Regions from separate parts of the Homo sapiens genome. Here all the other regions are linked to region 2. A link is a contact called in ENCODE Hi-C or POLR2A ChIA-PET data. All regions are on one chromosome and are shown on one strand. Each heading gives the region's core, a stretch centred on a gene start or an enhancer-like site at or near the end of the contact. The rest is flanking DNA. Distances are from core to core; before and after follow the strand shown.

Evidence for each region. Hi-C counts contacts between places; a loop is a spot of excess contacts on that map. ChIA-PET counts read pairs that join two places held with the same protein, here RNA polymerase II (POLR2A). Pooled maps may share reads with other maps.
Region 1: a loop to region 2 is called in a map of CD8-positive, alpha-beta T cell, with 8 times the contacts of the local background. The contact joins the promoter of TBCA here to the promoter of POC5 in region 2. A Hi-C loop is called at or near these places in 3 of 168 maps with a recorded cell type or tissue (CD4-positive, alpha-beta T cell and CD8-positive, alpha-beta T cell) and 10 of 50 pooled maps.
Region 3: a map of B cell shows a loop between it and region 2 (9-fold over the local background). The contact joins the promoter of TNPO1-DT here to the promoter of POC5 in region 2. A Hi-C loop is called at or near these places in 1 of 168 maps with a recorded cell type or tissue (B cell) and 6 of 50 pooled maps. POLR2A ChIA-PET finds 5 or more read pairs at or near these places in 1 of 52 experiments (GM12878).
Region 4: a map of CD4-positive, alpha-beta memory T cell shows a loop between it and region 2 (14-fold over the local background). The contact joins the promoter of SCAMP1-AS1 here to the promoter of POC5 in region 2. A Hi-C loop is called at or near these places in 2 of 168 maps with a recorded cell type or tissue (CD4-positive, alpha-beta memory T cell and naive thymus-derived CD4-positive, alpha-beta T cell) and 8 of 50 pooled maps.
Region 5: a map of CD8-positive, alpha-beta T cell shows a loop between it and region 2 (12-fold over the local background). The contact joins the promoter of AP3B1 here to the promoter of POC5 in region 2. A Hi-C loop is called at or near these places in 3 of 168 maps with a recorded cell type or tissue (CD4-positive, alpha-beta T cell, CD8-positive, alpha-beta T cell and naive thymus-derived CD4-positive, alpha-beta T cell) and 8 of 50 pooled maps.

What each region holds. Positions count from the first base shown.
Region 1 is chr5:77,775,034-77,777,733 of GRCh38, forward strand. It overlaps TBCA (tubulin folding cofactor A), which reads right to left and starts at 1,306. Exons shown (of 4, transcript NM_004607.3): 1 at 1,172-1,306. The coding sequence starts at 1,224. RefSeq lists silencers at 903-1,072, 1,193-1,452.
Region 2 is chr5:75,715,991-75,718,690 of GRCh38, forward strand. It overlaps POC5 (POC5 centriolar protein), which reads right to left and starts at 1,447. Exons shown (of 12, transcript NM_001099271.2): 1 at 1,316-1,447. It overlaps LOC441087 (a long non-coding RNA gene), which reads left to right and starts at 1,442. Exons shown (of 3, transcript NR_149046.1): 1 at 1,442-1,594. RefSeq lists an enhancer at 843-1,152.
Region 3 is chr5:72,815,167-72,817,866 of GRCh38, forward strand. TNPO1-DT (TNPO1 divergent transcript) reads right to left here and starts at 1,382. Exons shown (of 9, transcript NR_186518.1): 1 at 987-1,382. It overlaps TNPO1 (transportin 1), which reads left to right and starts at 1,495. Exons shown (of 25, transcript NM_002270.4): 1 at 1,495-1,586. The coding sequence starts at 1,572. RefSeq lists enhancers at 1,062-1,141, 2,222-2,271 and silencers at 1,402-1,501, 1,542-1,761.
Region 4 is chr5:78,359,202-78,361,901 of GRCh38, forward strand. SCAMP1-AS1 (SCAMP1 antisense RNA 1) reads right to left here and starts at 1,340. Exons shown (of 2, transcript NR_105014.1): 1 at 1,013-1,340; 2 at 1-784. SCAMP1 (secretory carrier membrane protein 1) reads left to right here and starts at 1,416. Exons shown (of 9, transcript NM_004866.6): 1 at 1,416-1,527. The coding sequence starts at 1,471. RefSeq lists enhancers at 468-1,064, 866-955, 986-1,145, 1,065-1,661, 2,056-2,175 and silencers at 1,326-1,415, 1,846-1,965.
Region 5 is chr5:78,293,383-78,296,082 of GRCh38, forward strand. It overlaps AP3B1 (adaptor related protein complex 3 subunit beta 1), which reads right to left and starts at 1,316. Exons shown (of 27, transcript NM_003664.5): 1 at 1,070-1,316. The coding sequence starts at 1,197. RefSeq lists enhancers at 1,579-2,152, 2,527-2,576.

The sequences.
Region 1 (2,700 bases), core at 56-2,555, 2.1 Mb after region 2:
ATTCCTTGTGGGCCTCAAGACCTTCACTCTAAAACAGTTCTGTTGTATTTCACCCTGGCAATGTAAATTGATAGCTTATCTTCACAGGTATGGGACAAAGAACAGAACTCAAAGTCACCCCTCTACCCACCTGAGACAAATGCGTAACTGACTGCTTCCTCTGCCCTACTGTGTATGTAAAATCGCAGATTCATTTAGCCGACTAAGGCATAAGTGACTATTCTTCTATCCCTCTCTCACATGTAAATTGTGTATTAAGTGAAAAGCTGATCAAAGACTCAAAAGAATGCAACCATTTGTCTCTTATCTATGACCTGGATGCCCCCCAACCTTCTAGTTGTCCTGCCTTTCTGGAGGGAACCAAGGTACACCTTACCCATTGACTAATATCTGAGGTCTCCCTAAAACGTATTACACCAAGCTGTGCCCCAACCGCCTTGGGCACATGTCATCAGGACCTCCTGAGGCTGTGTCATGGGCACGTCCTTGGCAAAATAAACATTCCAAATTAAGACCTGTCTCAGATACTTCTGGTTCACAAGTTATTTAAACAGCATCTCACAGCCTCTGGGGCGAGCTTCGGGGAATCTGACTGGAGAAAGTGAGGCCACATAAGTTTGCTGAGTGTGCTAGAAGTTCAGGCCCAGTTCTCAAAGCCTGCCAGTCACGCCAGCCATGTTAGGTCACACGGCTCCACTACGGTCTTTTTTGACGAGGCCCAGATCCTCCGCATCCCCCTAAACTTCAGAGCCTGCTTTCAAGCCCATTTGAGAGCACAGCTGGGATCCCGCTTCCCCGGGCCAAGTTCAGCAAGGAGAGGCCGGCGCGCGCACACAGGAGGCACGGGATCAGGGCCCGGCCCGCCCTCGCAGGCCGCGGCCCACCACCTTCCCACCGCGGGCGCCGAGAAACCGGGCCACCGCCGACTCTTCCGGCAAATCAGAGCGGCCAGTGAGCGGAGAGGGACGGGAAGCGGCGTGCGAGGCTGGCGGGCTCGGGCGTCAGCGCGCCCCGCTGGGTCCCTGCCAGTCCCAGCCAACTGCGGAGCCCCGGGTGCGGCCTGGAGTTCGGAGCCCGCCTCGGGCCTCCTCGGGCCTGCGCTCCGCTCAGCCTCGCGGGCCGCCATGAGGTGACGAAGAGGAGGTGCAGGGCGCCGCTCCCGGCTCCTTACCGCTTCACCACGCCGGTCTTGATCTTGATCTGTCTCACGCGAGGATCGGCCATGGTCCCTCGAGCGCCGCGAGAAGGAGGGGCGGAGAGCCGGGGTAACCGTGGAGGGCGACGCGCAGAGGCTGCGGCTATTTAGGCGTGGTCGCCGGCGCGCATGCGCAGGCTGCGCGGCCCGTCGTCCCCGCCACGCCCCGCGGGGCGGGTTTACTAGAGGGCGGTACCCTGCTCCCGCCAGTCCCTTTACCCCTCGTGCGCCCCTTTACCCGTAGTGAAACGTGCCCTCCTCCTCTCTCTCGGACTGCCCCTCTTTTTACTTCAGGCGCAAGTTACACTATCCCGGTCTCCACAGCCTGGGCCTTTGGGGAAACTAACGTCTCTCTGGGACGTTGCTTTGCGGGATTATCTGCTTAATGGACGGAGTGACCTAAAAAATGTATTAAGGGTATTTTCGATGTCGTTATCTGGTGTCAGATGAGGCAGAGTGATGCATGTGTAGTGAAACAAACTGCCATCATGCACGCAGTCAAGAAAATCCTTGCCCTTTACCTCAAATCCCTGCAAGAAGGTTTGTAGATAACGTGCCTTTCAAAGGAAATGACTAACAGAACTTCTTCAGATGATCACTTATAGTGTATCCTAAATATTTAACTTACAAGAATGTGTGTCGCACACAAAACCTTGGGCTTCCTAATCAGACAAACCGGCTTACAATCGAGGTTCCACCCTTTAATAGCTAGACTATTAGCTAGACAACACTGATACGTATGCTGTTTAGCCTTGCAGCTGATCAGTCTGCAAAATGGAAATAATAATGTCCATTTTACAGATTAGGTATAAGGGTTAAAACACCTAGCTCATTGTCTGACGCATGGTAGATGCTGAACAACATTTGACTATTTTATATGTTCAAAAATATATTTGTTGCATAAAATGAGGCACATCTACAGTGAGCTCTAGCAGTCCCTTCCTAAGAGAATCTCCTGAGGAATACAGGGCAGAATCGCCCTTTTTAAAATTGCTTTTCTTTTTCTTTTTCTTTTTTTTTTTTTTGAGACAGATTCTCACTCTGTCGTGCAGTGGCTTGATCTCGGCTCACTGCAACCTCCGCCTCCTGGGTTCAAGTGATTCTCCTGCCTCAGCCCCTAGAGTAGCTGGAATTATAGGCGCGTTCCACTATGCCTGGCTAATTTTTTTTTTTTTTTTTTTTTGTATTTTTAGTAGAAACGGGGTTTCACCACGTTGGCCAGGCTGGCTAGAACTCCTGACCTCAGGTGAGGCCCACCTCACCCTCCAAAAGTGCTGGGATTACAGTCATGAGCCACCGAGCCCACCCCCTTTTTAAAATTTCTTGGTACCATCCTTCAAAGACACCCATATGACTGTCTTTTTCCTTCCCTAGCCTGACTTACTCATTCTCACTTTCATGACTGGTCCTGGAATCCCCTTCTATCCCGCCAGCCCAAGGCCGTTACTTTAAATCCAGGATCAAAACTGAGCAAAGTCTACTATGACTCACCCCACCTGTTCAAT
Region 2 (2,700 bases), core at 197-2,696:
TTGCTTGAACAATTTCACTGGAAAGTAAAACAATTACAGGTCTTAGTCACAGTGGGCTGAAAAATAAATGAGAGATGAGGAAATTGAAATAGAAAAGGAAGATACAGGGAAAAGTGCAAAAATAGAATGGAAACACAGGCTGGAACTAAATTGTGGAAAGGAAAGTTCAACTTTTTCCAGTGAGTATCACTGTGCATACACATGTTAAGTAAACTAAATCTCAGCATGACTGTCTTTAGTTAAGCCAATTAGGGAGGATAAAATAAGTGCATGTATCTGCAGCAAGGAATGGCTGCTTCACTGACTTCAAATCTACCACTGTGATAACTTGGTCCATTTATATTTTTATTCACTTCTTCCTTCAGGATTTGAGACCAGGCAGGTAACAGGGGTGGGGGGGGGGGGGTGCTGATTATTTAAAAATGAGCTAGTAAGTATGGTCAGATCTCAAAAATTGTTTCTTAATATGGACACACTGCAGACACAAAAAAACCCACCGCACTCTTGGAAAATATGCTATCTTCCATCTGCCCTGCTTTATGTCAACAAGGTATGAGTTATTTGAAACTCTAGAACAGTAGCATTTTCCTTACTGTTTCTAGGTTCAGAAACAAAGGAGAAAAATGAAAACTGCTTTAATGGGTGGCGGACGCACATTAGTTCACTACATTTTCAGTAGTCTCTAATCCAAGGTATCAGAAAACAAGATCAAAACTTTTGTGTGCTTCTCTGTTGCCAGAAACATAAAATAACATCTTGGTAATTATCTGGCTGACAGCAAAACAGGGGTCTGGGAATTCAAATGGAACCCCCAAGAGGCAAAGGAAGAGCGAATTAACATGCAAACTAGCAGCAGGGTGATGTCGCCTGTGCCTTTCACCAGGCCTAGCTGCACTCAAGGAAAGGGGCGCGCCAGCCCCTCCCCAAAGCAGGGACTAGAAGCAGAGGAGAAAAGCCATTGCAGTAAGCAAAAGGCCATAAGTTTTCTTCCATCACCTTCCGACCCAGCCTGTTTTAAGAAAAATCTTACTTAAGCACAACAGAGCTTTATACATGGTTATTTTTTCTCAACGTTTTAAGTGACCGGAACCTCTGATGACAGTAATCGCTCAGCATCCCTCACTCCTGCTCACTTCCTCTTCCTGCACGCCTCGGAGGGGAAACTTTGGGACCTTCCGGCACAACAGCTGAATCACTCGCGGTCTGGGGAAGAGCCCAGGGGGAGGAAACACGCGCCAAGGAACTTTAAATCTCCCTCCACTACTTTCGCCAGGGATGCAGGGACGCAGGATCTGCCCGGAGCGCTGCTACCCACCGTCGCCGCTCGCGACCAAATCCCGACTCCTCGCTCTGCGCCTCTTAGCCGCGTCGCAGCTGCAGTGTCAGCAAGTGCAGCCTCAGCAAGCACAACCGCTACCTAGACGGCAACCTGACAGTTTCAAACTGCAGGGAGGAATTAAGGACCGCCCTGGGCATTGGTCCTTTGTTTCAGCAATCTGCCGTTTGATTGGTCCGAGAGCTGGGGGCGGGGATTTGGGCCGCTGCCGGGAGAAGCCGGAATTACTTTGGAGAGCCCCGCCCCCTGGCTCCGCAGGTTGGTAGGGGGCGGGGTCCTAGGGAGCCCCACCCAGCGCCCGTGGGGATTAAATATTGCGCGTGCTCAGTTCTGTTCAGCGGCTGCAGGCTGCTAAGCGGCTCCGGGAGCTGATTTGGATAGAGGCTGTTGAGCAGGGCTGAAGTTGGCTAATGCCGTGTGCTGTTGGCTTTCAACAATTCCGGTAACCTAGATATGAGTCCTAATGCTTTCGTCTGCATAAGAACAATCCGAAATTCTGGGCCAGGTGTGGTGGTTCATGCCAGTAATCCCGGCACTTTGGGAGGCCGAAGTGGGAGGATCGCTTGAGCCCGGGAGTTCGAGACTAGTCTGGGGAACATAGGGAGACCCTTTCTCTATAAAAAATTAAAAACAAAAAAAAAATCTGCATCATCCACAGATCCCCTGCAACAGAATCACTTGGAGGTGCTTTTTTTTTTTTTGAGATGGAGTCTTGCTCTGCCGTCCAGGCTGGTGTGCAGTGGCACTATCTCGGCTCACTGCAACCTCCGCCTCCCAGGTTCAAGGGATTCTCCTGCCTCAGCCTCCCGAGTAGCTGGGATTACAGACGACCGCCACCACGCCTGGCTAATTTTTGTATTTTTAGTAGAGATGGAGTTTCACCATGTTGGCCAGGCTGGTCTCGAACTCCTGACCTCAGGTGTTCCGCCCACCTCGGCCTCCCAAAGTGCTGGGATTACAGGCGTGAGCCACCACGCCCGGCCGAAGGTGTTGATTCCTTCGGTCATGGACACCGTCAGGAAATCTGAATTTTTAACACACACTGCCAGTGATTCTGATGCAGGAGTCTGCAGACCACCCTTTGAGAAATTGCTAGTCTAGGCTGGGCGCGTTGGCTCACGCCTGTAATCCCAACACTTTGGGAGGACGAGGCAGGCGGATCACCTGCGGTCAGGAGTTCGAGACCAGGCTGGCCAACATGGTGAAACCCCATCTCTACTAAAAATACAAAAATTAGCCGGGTGTGGTGGCTTACGCCTGTAGTCCCAGCTACTCCGAAGGCTGAGGCAGGAGAATCCCTTAAACCCAGGAGGCAGAGGTTGCAGTGAGCCAAGATATCGCCACTGCACTCCTGCCTGGGTGAT
Region 3 (2,700 bases), core at 132-2,631, 2.9 Mb before region 2:
ATCTTCTGATTTGTATAGATCCTAGTCCACGATGTAACTTTTCAAATGCAGAAATAAGCCATTTGTTATTTGGATAAATATACTTTTTCTGGGTATATTTTCCTGCAGATAAACTACCATTCAGAAAAGTTTATATTACATTTTTTTCTTGGTAATCTACTCCTATTTGGGGGGGGGGGCTCTTTTTGATATACACTACTGTATCCAATTACTATCAAATTAATATTATAACATGTTGAAATCATGAATATTTTAGTTATCTATATTTTCCCTTGCTAAGTTCAATTTCCCAATGATTAAAAAATGGTACTTTTAGTCTCAAATTTTAAGTTAAATAAACTAGTTGTTCCTGCAAAATGACTGTAATTCAAATGAAAATTGTTAACACGTTTAGAAGAACAAATAAATTACCTTAGTAAAAATTTAGACATTTTCTAGTATTATGTACTGTAATTTTACCTAAACTATGACAGGAAGGCAACAACTGTCACACATTTTCAAAATATATACAGCACTTCCAGTAAGATAGTCGGAACTGCTGGTATTTCTACTCACACTGATCATGTGAGGAATATTATCACGGGCATCATCACCTTAGAAAATAAAAATCAGCTAGCTATGCAAATTTTAAGTATTTTTATACAGTAAATTTTACATATAAGAATAATCTGAGGGAAGGAAACTGATATTTATCTCATTACCCTTGTTGCAGTTGGGTATAAAAACGTCCACCACTCCCATTTTGAATCATTTGCCGTACAGAAAATACAGGACATTTTAATTTCTCATGATGGCAGGTTAGGGAGAGAAAGGCTTGTTATTTCTAAGAGCAAGAAACTACAGTTTTATAGGATTGAACACCTGGAGGCGTAAACATTTTATAAATCACTGAATTCTAATTACATAGTAGTTTATACGCCAGATACAACATACGTCAAAAGCCTATCTTGTTCTAAGCGGGCAGCCATCCACCGGCGTCTACCTACCGAAGCCATTTCTGCTTTTTACCAGCGACGCTGGAACAGTGTTATTGTGGGATATGTTCAGTGTTGAACAGGCTCCCAGGGCACGGCTGTTACTTTGGAGGTTATGCTGGGGTACAGAAGTTAGGCTGGGGCAGGGCCATCCACCTAGGAGGGCCCAGCACAGTCTGGGCAACCACACCGGCGGGCCGTTTTGCTCACAGCCCCACCGCGCCGGGCAGCGTCTGCAGCTGCTGCGTGCGAGACCCAGAGGCTCCGGTCAGCGCGCCGGCCGCAGGGAGTGCGAGCACTTGTGAGCCCCGCGCCGGGCCGGTGAAGTCTGGTGCTGCCGAGCCCGCTTAGAAAGCACGGCCGCGCGCTGTCGGACGCAGGCCCACAGGCCCAGCCGACCCAGGCAGCAATTTTCCTAGCCCCGCCGCCGTTGCCAAGGCGACCGCCGCCGAATGTTCCCGCCGCGGGCTCCGCCCCCCGGCCAATCGGACCGGCGCTCGGTGAAGCCCAGATTCTCTTTGTTCCGCAGCCATTTCAGGCCCCGGACAGGAGGCAGTGCCGCTTCGGCCGAAGGCCCGAGCGCCCGAGGCGTCTGGGATGGTGTGGGACCGGGTAGGTGGCGTGAGGGTGCGCGGCCCCGAACTGCAGGGGCGGGAACGGAGGCTGGGAGCGCCGAGCTGCCTGACGCGCCTACGGGAGAGACGCCGGGCTCGCCCGCTCTCTCGGCGCCTGCCCGGCCGTTTGAAGCCGAGAGGCAGCGGCGGCGCGGTTCTAACCCCAACAGCTGCCCGCCCAGGCGCCCTGCGGGACCCGGGTAGGGAGCAGGCGACGGCGGCTCCTCAAGCGTCCGAGGATCCCGTTAGGGGCGGCAGGAGCCCGTTACAAGGGGCGGGAAGGGAAGGGTCTTACATTCAGGGGAGCGTTTGCCTCGCCTGTTAAGCTGTGGCGTTTGAGGGCCCTTGAGTGCTGCAGTCGGCTGCCCCGGGACGGCTGCCTTTCACTGGTTCTGGGCGCTGGCCGGCGCTGCCCGAGATGGGCCAGTCTTTGTCCCGCCCTGGGCCCCTCTGCCCGGGTCTCCTGCGTCCGCACACAGCGCCCATCGTCCTTACATGCAGCTTGCCGTTCTCTTCCTCCCGGCGGTTCTTTCTCCTTGGGGCCTCTTGGCCTCACGACATGTTTACATAATGTTTGTGACTGTACGAGTTTTGCGTGGGCTTGTGGGTTTTGCCCTTCTACCTCCACTCCCATGCGTACAAGCAACAGGGAACAGCTGCTGAGGAGCAGATTGGCCACCACAATCAAGCTATTTTCGGAATGACTTTCTTTAAAAATGATCGCGTGTTGCTTACTGATTTTAAAAATCAACTGGATTTTGCAAGGATTGCTTAGAGTTTAAGTCTGTTATCTTAATCGCTAATCAGGATGGTCTATCAGTAGATGTAAATGTAGAAATTTGAAATTGGAGGCTATCTACAAATTGATTTTGACAGCTGTATTAAGAAGCTTAATAACTGTCCTTTGAAACAGTAATGACTTAAATGATGAATGTGTAAGTGGTACTTTTTTTACCCTAAAGAAAAGATACTTTTAAAATTGCAAGATGTATGGTGTAATAGGTGTTTGGAAATGAAGGTTGTAAAATGGCTGTCCTGACGTACTACTCACTTTTAGAATAACAAAAGTTCCTGCAGCTTTTTAAGTTTCCCTGTTATATCAAAGCTTTCAT
Region 4 (2,700 bases), core at 90-2,589, 2.6 Mb after region 2:
TAGAGCAAGCTCCCCAAAGGCCAAGGAATACTCAATCTAGATTCTTCCAATCCTCCGGTACCCACCAAGTCAAAAGAATTCTGGCTCCCTGTAGCTTCATCTAAGTGCTTTTCTGTTAGAGGAGAAAAGTGAGGAAAGCGATGCTCTTTCAATAAGTTCGGCAGGGTGGGGCAAGGAATGGTACAAATTGATTTTTTTTTTTTCTTGAGACAGAGTCTCGCTCTGTCTCCCAGGCTGGAGTGCAGTGGCCCGGTCTCGGCTCACTGCGACCTCCACCTCCCGGATTCAAGCGATTCTCCTGCCTTAGCCTCCAGAGTAGCTGGGACTACAGGCGTACGCCACCACTCCCGGCTAATTTCTGTATTTTTAGTAGAGACGGGGGTTTCACCATATTGGCCAGGCTGGTTTCGAACTCATGACCTTGTGATTCGCCCGCCTCGGCCTCCCAAAGTGTTGGGATTACAGGCGTAAGCCACCGCGCCCGGCCGGTACAAATTAATTTAACACATCTTTTGATAATCTCATCCTTGGTGTTGGAAAAGACGGGAAAATCCAAAAGTGTCTATTTTGTGCCCAAATGCTCAAGTTAATACTCGAGGGCCTTGATCTCTGGCCTCTTGCCATCCCTCTCCCCATTATTTCTGAAGAAGTAGCCATTTTGCAGATTCCGGAGGATGGGAGCCACGGCCGGCCCCTGGTACTGAATCTCATCTCCTTCTCAAGGCTCCTTGGATCAAGTTGGGACCGGCAGCGCCAAGGCTGCTCTCCGTGATTTAGCAGCAACCTAGAGTCAGAGAGACCGGAAGATGGGAGGCCGGGATTCTCAGGTGGGGTCAGGGGTATGCAAAAATCCTTAGCAGCGGCCGCGCCCCCGCCCCGGGGAGGTAATTTGCGGAGGGCGGTGCAGTAGCCTCTCCAGTGCCCGCGTCCCACGGTCTAACGGCACTGCTCCCGGGGTGCGCGGCCCACGACTCAGGCTGCCTCCCCCAACCTGACAAGTGTGCGTCCTTACCACAAAATGCCACCACTTCCCTAAGTGACGCTGGGCCCCGAGGACCTGATTTGAAATCGGTGTTCAGAAGACCGAGCCCGGCTGGACGCAGCTGGCCTCCGGCTGAGAGCGGAGGGGAAGGGTTCCATACTCTCCGAGGATCCCGCGGGCTCGTGGCGTGTGGAACGCTTTTCATCGCTTTCAGTTCCCGTTTCCTTCGCCCCGACTGCCTACTCGGTCGCAGCTAAAGCCCGGAGCGTGGGATCCGGGCCCGGAGGAACGGGATGGCGAACGCGAGCTGCGCCGCGGCCAGGAGCCCGCCGCACCGGGCATGCTCAGTGGCGCGGCCGGCTGGGTGGCCCGCGAGCTGCACCCGGATCTGCTCGGCGGCGGCGACGTGAGCGCGCAGGGGGGCGGCGGCCTCGCCTCGTCTCTCTCTCTGCGCCTGGGTCGGGTGGGTGACGCCGAGAGCCAGAGAGATGTCGGATTTCGACAGTAACCCGTTTGCCGACCCGGATCTCAACAATCCCTTCAAGGTGAGCTTCGGCCCCAGCATCTCCTGCCGCCGCGACGCGTCGTTGTTTGTGAAAACGGACGAGTTCCTTCGCGCCCACTGCGTCTGCCCCTCGGCTCCCCTTAGCAGCCCAGAGAGGGGCGCGGGGCCGCCGTCCTCCATTTGGGGTCGCGCCCCGGCCCCGTGTCACTCCTTTGGGTTTTGGGGCTTGGGGGTGGAACCTCCTCAGCTCGTGCCCGGTCGCCCTTCCACACGTCCCCGACTGGTGAGGGTCGTGTCTGCAGCCGGGACTGGGCCCGCGCGCCCGGAGGGGTCCTGGCCCGCCTCTCAGGAGAGAAAGCCGAGGGCAGGTAGAGTCGCCCCTTGCCAAGCAAGTGTGGCTGGCAGGGCCGGGAGTCGGCGGAGGGGGGCCCGCCCTGGGGTGGGGTTGTCATGGGGACCCGAGGTGGCGGCGGCGGAGAGCTGCGTGGGGTGATGGCAGAGGTGTGGAGGAGGAGAGAGGTGAGGGCACCGAGTATGCTGCAATTAAAAAAAAAAAGGTTATGTTTTTATTTTTTAAACTTGTGTTGCACCCAAATACCACCAGTGGCGCTGCCATCCCCCCTCTTTCTGTTAGGTTGAGGTTGAGGTTATTGATACCAAAGCAAAACTTAAAAATAAACATATCTGGAAAACAATAGTGCACGTGGACGACCTCTTCCCTACCCAGCTGCTTCTAGCAAGGTAAACGATGGGATATTTTCCAAGCTCCTAGTGCGTCACCGGTTCTCTGGGCTATGTGAGGATACCATTTCCTACTTGAGCTGCTTTTCTTCTTGGAGTCGACCTTATCAACCCCGGCTTCGGAAGGGCTTGGCACAGAATCCTGCAAAGGAAGGCGGCTGAGATATTCATCGTCTGCGTTTAAATGAATGCAACATCTAAATAACTCTCTCTTTGAAAGTATTCTGAATTTCCTAATGAGTGTAACTGTTAGCACGTGTAATTTGTTTCCAACTGTTGGTTGAAGTTGTTTCTCAATCCCCCCGGCCATGTGCAGTAGTAACTTTAATTTGCAGTCACACAGAATAAAACAGGAACTCTAATTTGTGGTCACACAAGTGTCACTTCTGGCTTGTTGAGTTTACATCTTTTTACTCCTGGTTTTATCTTTCATTAAGAATCCTGGAAGAGGAAAACTATTTCTGCTCTGATT
Region 5 (2,700 bases), core at 66-2,565, 2.6 Mb after region 2:
CTTTTAAACTTTTCTAACCTTGGGAAAAAGGAAAAGATTGTATCTTACATGCTATATATATGATTTTGATCCTCAATACAGCCAAAATGTAATCCCAATTTGAAGTAGTAGCACTTTCTAGACTACCCAATATTGTTAGTAACGTTTAATTTAAATTTTAATTATACCCTCTAACAGATCTGCAAAGCTACTAGCACAGCTATTCTACCTTAATTTAGCATGAATTTAGTGACAGACTATTATGTGACCCTATTGCTTAGTAATGAAAGATTTAAAATAAGAGAAATGTAAAAATGATAATTCTGGTAAATGTAACCACTACCACCAACCCACCCCCCAAAACAAACAACTTGGGATTTCTTTCCATTTCTCGGTGATACTTTTTACAAAACTAAGTGTACCTTGTTTAACATTCGTTTTTAAAATTCACATTATTAATCTGTAAAAGTTTTGGATTTGTTCACAGTAACACTCTTTTAAAATATTTTCTATTCATATGCTTATTTTGGATTGGTGTTTTTGTCTGTAGTGCAAAGGACATAATCCAAGAACATTAATACTGGTGTAAACCAGTTTGTCCATTCAAACAGCCTAAATCCACCTCTCTGCTCCTACACTCCGGGGTCACAAAATAACTTCCCACAAGCAACACTCGCACTCTCACCTTCACCAAAACACTCCTTTCACCCTAATCAGGGAATGTATTAAAGTCTGATCCGGCGAACGGTAAATAAACTAGAAGACGATGCTCAAAATTCAGACTCCTGAGCCCAGCCCAAGTCCAATTCAATCAGTGTCTTCAGGGGTGGGATCTAAGCTCACCAAGTGGTTTCCTTTTCACTAAAGTTTGAAAACTACTAGAGACCCCTACACACATTCGCCCCAAACTCCCACAACTCCCACCACCGCCAACCAACCCCACCTACCCACCCGCGGGACACGTTACCGCCCTGCCCTGCTCAGACCTCAGGGCGACCCCGCTCCTCTCCAGGAAGCCCACCCTGGCGCCCACTCCTCCGAGTCCGCAGCTCCTCCCTCCCATCCCCGCAACCCAAACCTTTCTCCTCACTTCTTCAAATCGCTGCTAAAGAGGCCGAAGGCCCCCGAGGGGGAAATGGTTGAGGTCGCCTCCTGACCCAGCTCCGTCGCCTCCCCTCCTCCGGACTGCTCATTGTAAGGAAAACTATTGCTGGACATTGCCGCGGTGCTGGCGGGTGCGGGGTTGGTCCTGCCGGGGGTTCTCTCCAAAAGGTTCCAGTCCAGAGGGCACGGAACAAAACTAGTTCTCGTACGGAGGAGCGCGCGCAGGCGCTTCCGGACTCGTCACGGCTCCCTGAGCCGACCTGGCAGTCCACCCCCTGCGCATGCGCAGTGTGCAGGCCTGCTAGATTACCACCCGGGCCATCCAGGCCTGCGCGGACTTTCCTGCTCCGGGCTTTAGAGGTAGCTGAGCGGCTGCGAGCCGGACTGCGGAAGGGGAGGCAGCGGGTGGCTAACTGCCCGGCTCCCGGCCCGTTTGAGGTGTGTCTTTGGAGAAGGATACCCATTGCATCCGTTTTGATCCGTTAAGGAGTTTCCAGAGCCCGGACAGCTCTTTGCTATACTTCAGTAAAGCAATAGTTTTCAGATTTCTCCGGAAATGCCATTTAGCACGCCAGATCACCTTTCCTAAACCCATCACGATCGCTTTTCCTTTTCTTGCTTGTTTCGGCTACTCTCTTCCATCCGGCTTTGCCTTACTTTCATATCGGTCCCAAACAACTTTTCTCCTAGACTTTAAGGAGGCCTCTCCCAACGATGGTTTGGAGGATCCGCACAGAAGCGACCATTCCATCTTTTCAATGAAAGTCTTGGGGGCAGACCGGGCGCGGTGGCTCACGCCAGTAATTCCAGCACTTTGGGAGGCCGAGGCGGGTGGATCACTTGAGGCCAGGAGTTCGAGACCAGCCTAGGCAACATAGCGAGACCCTTTCTCTGCAAAAAATATAAAAATTAGCCGGCGTGGTGGCGCGTGTCTGTGGTCCCAGCTACTGAGGCTGAGGTGGGAGGATCACTCGAACCCAGAAGGAGGGGGTAGCGATGAGTTGAGATCTCTCCACTGCATTCCAGCCTGGGCGACAGAGCGAGACCCTGTCTCAAAAAAATGAAAAAGAAAAGAAAACATCTTGGGGCCACCAGTTCCCGTTTGGAGCTGAAGTGGTGCGTCCTATTGGCGTCTAGCTACCAAAAATAAAATGGACCACCTCGCGCGCCAGTCGTGTTACTCACTAATATGCACTAGGGAGCCTAGGCGGGATGCTTGCCTGGCCCCAGAGTAGCTCTCTCCGGGTGCTGGCACCCGAGAAAACCTCTTTCCCGGGGTGCCTTCCCCCAGCCCGCCTTCTCAGGTGGGTTTCAGCGCCTTCCCTCTCTTCTCCCCAGTGCCTCCCGTCCAAGGAAGGCATTAACACCCAAAGCCCTGGCGGCCAGGTACTGAAACTGTCAAGGGATTCTACCAGGTAGAACGCGAACCTGGAGGCCGGCCGCCCCAGGGAAGGCGGTGGGGCGTTTTCAAGGATGAGAGTATGATCTCCAAATTTCAAAAGGTCACACTGTCACTGTGGAAGCACGCAAGAGCGTGGCTCTGGGTGGGAGAGGAAGGGACGTCCTCCAAACTTGATCGTCTGGTCAAATATTGGCAGGTTTTTAATTCAGCTGTTA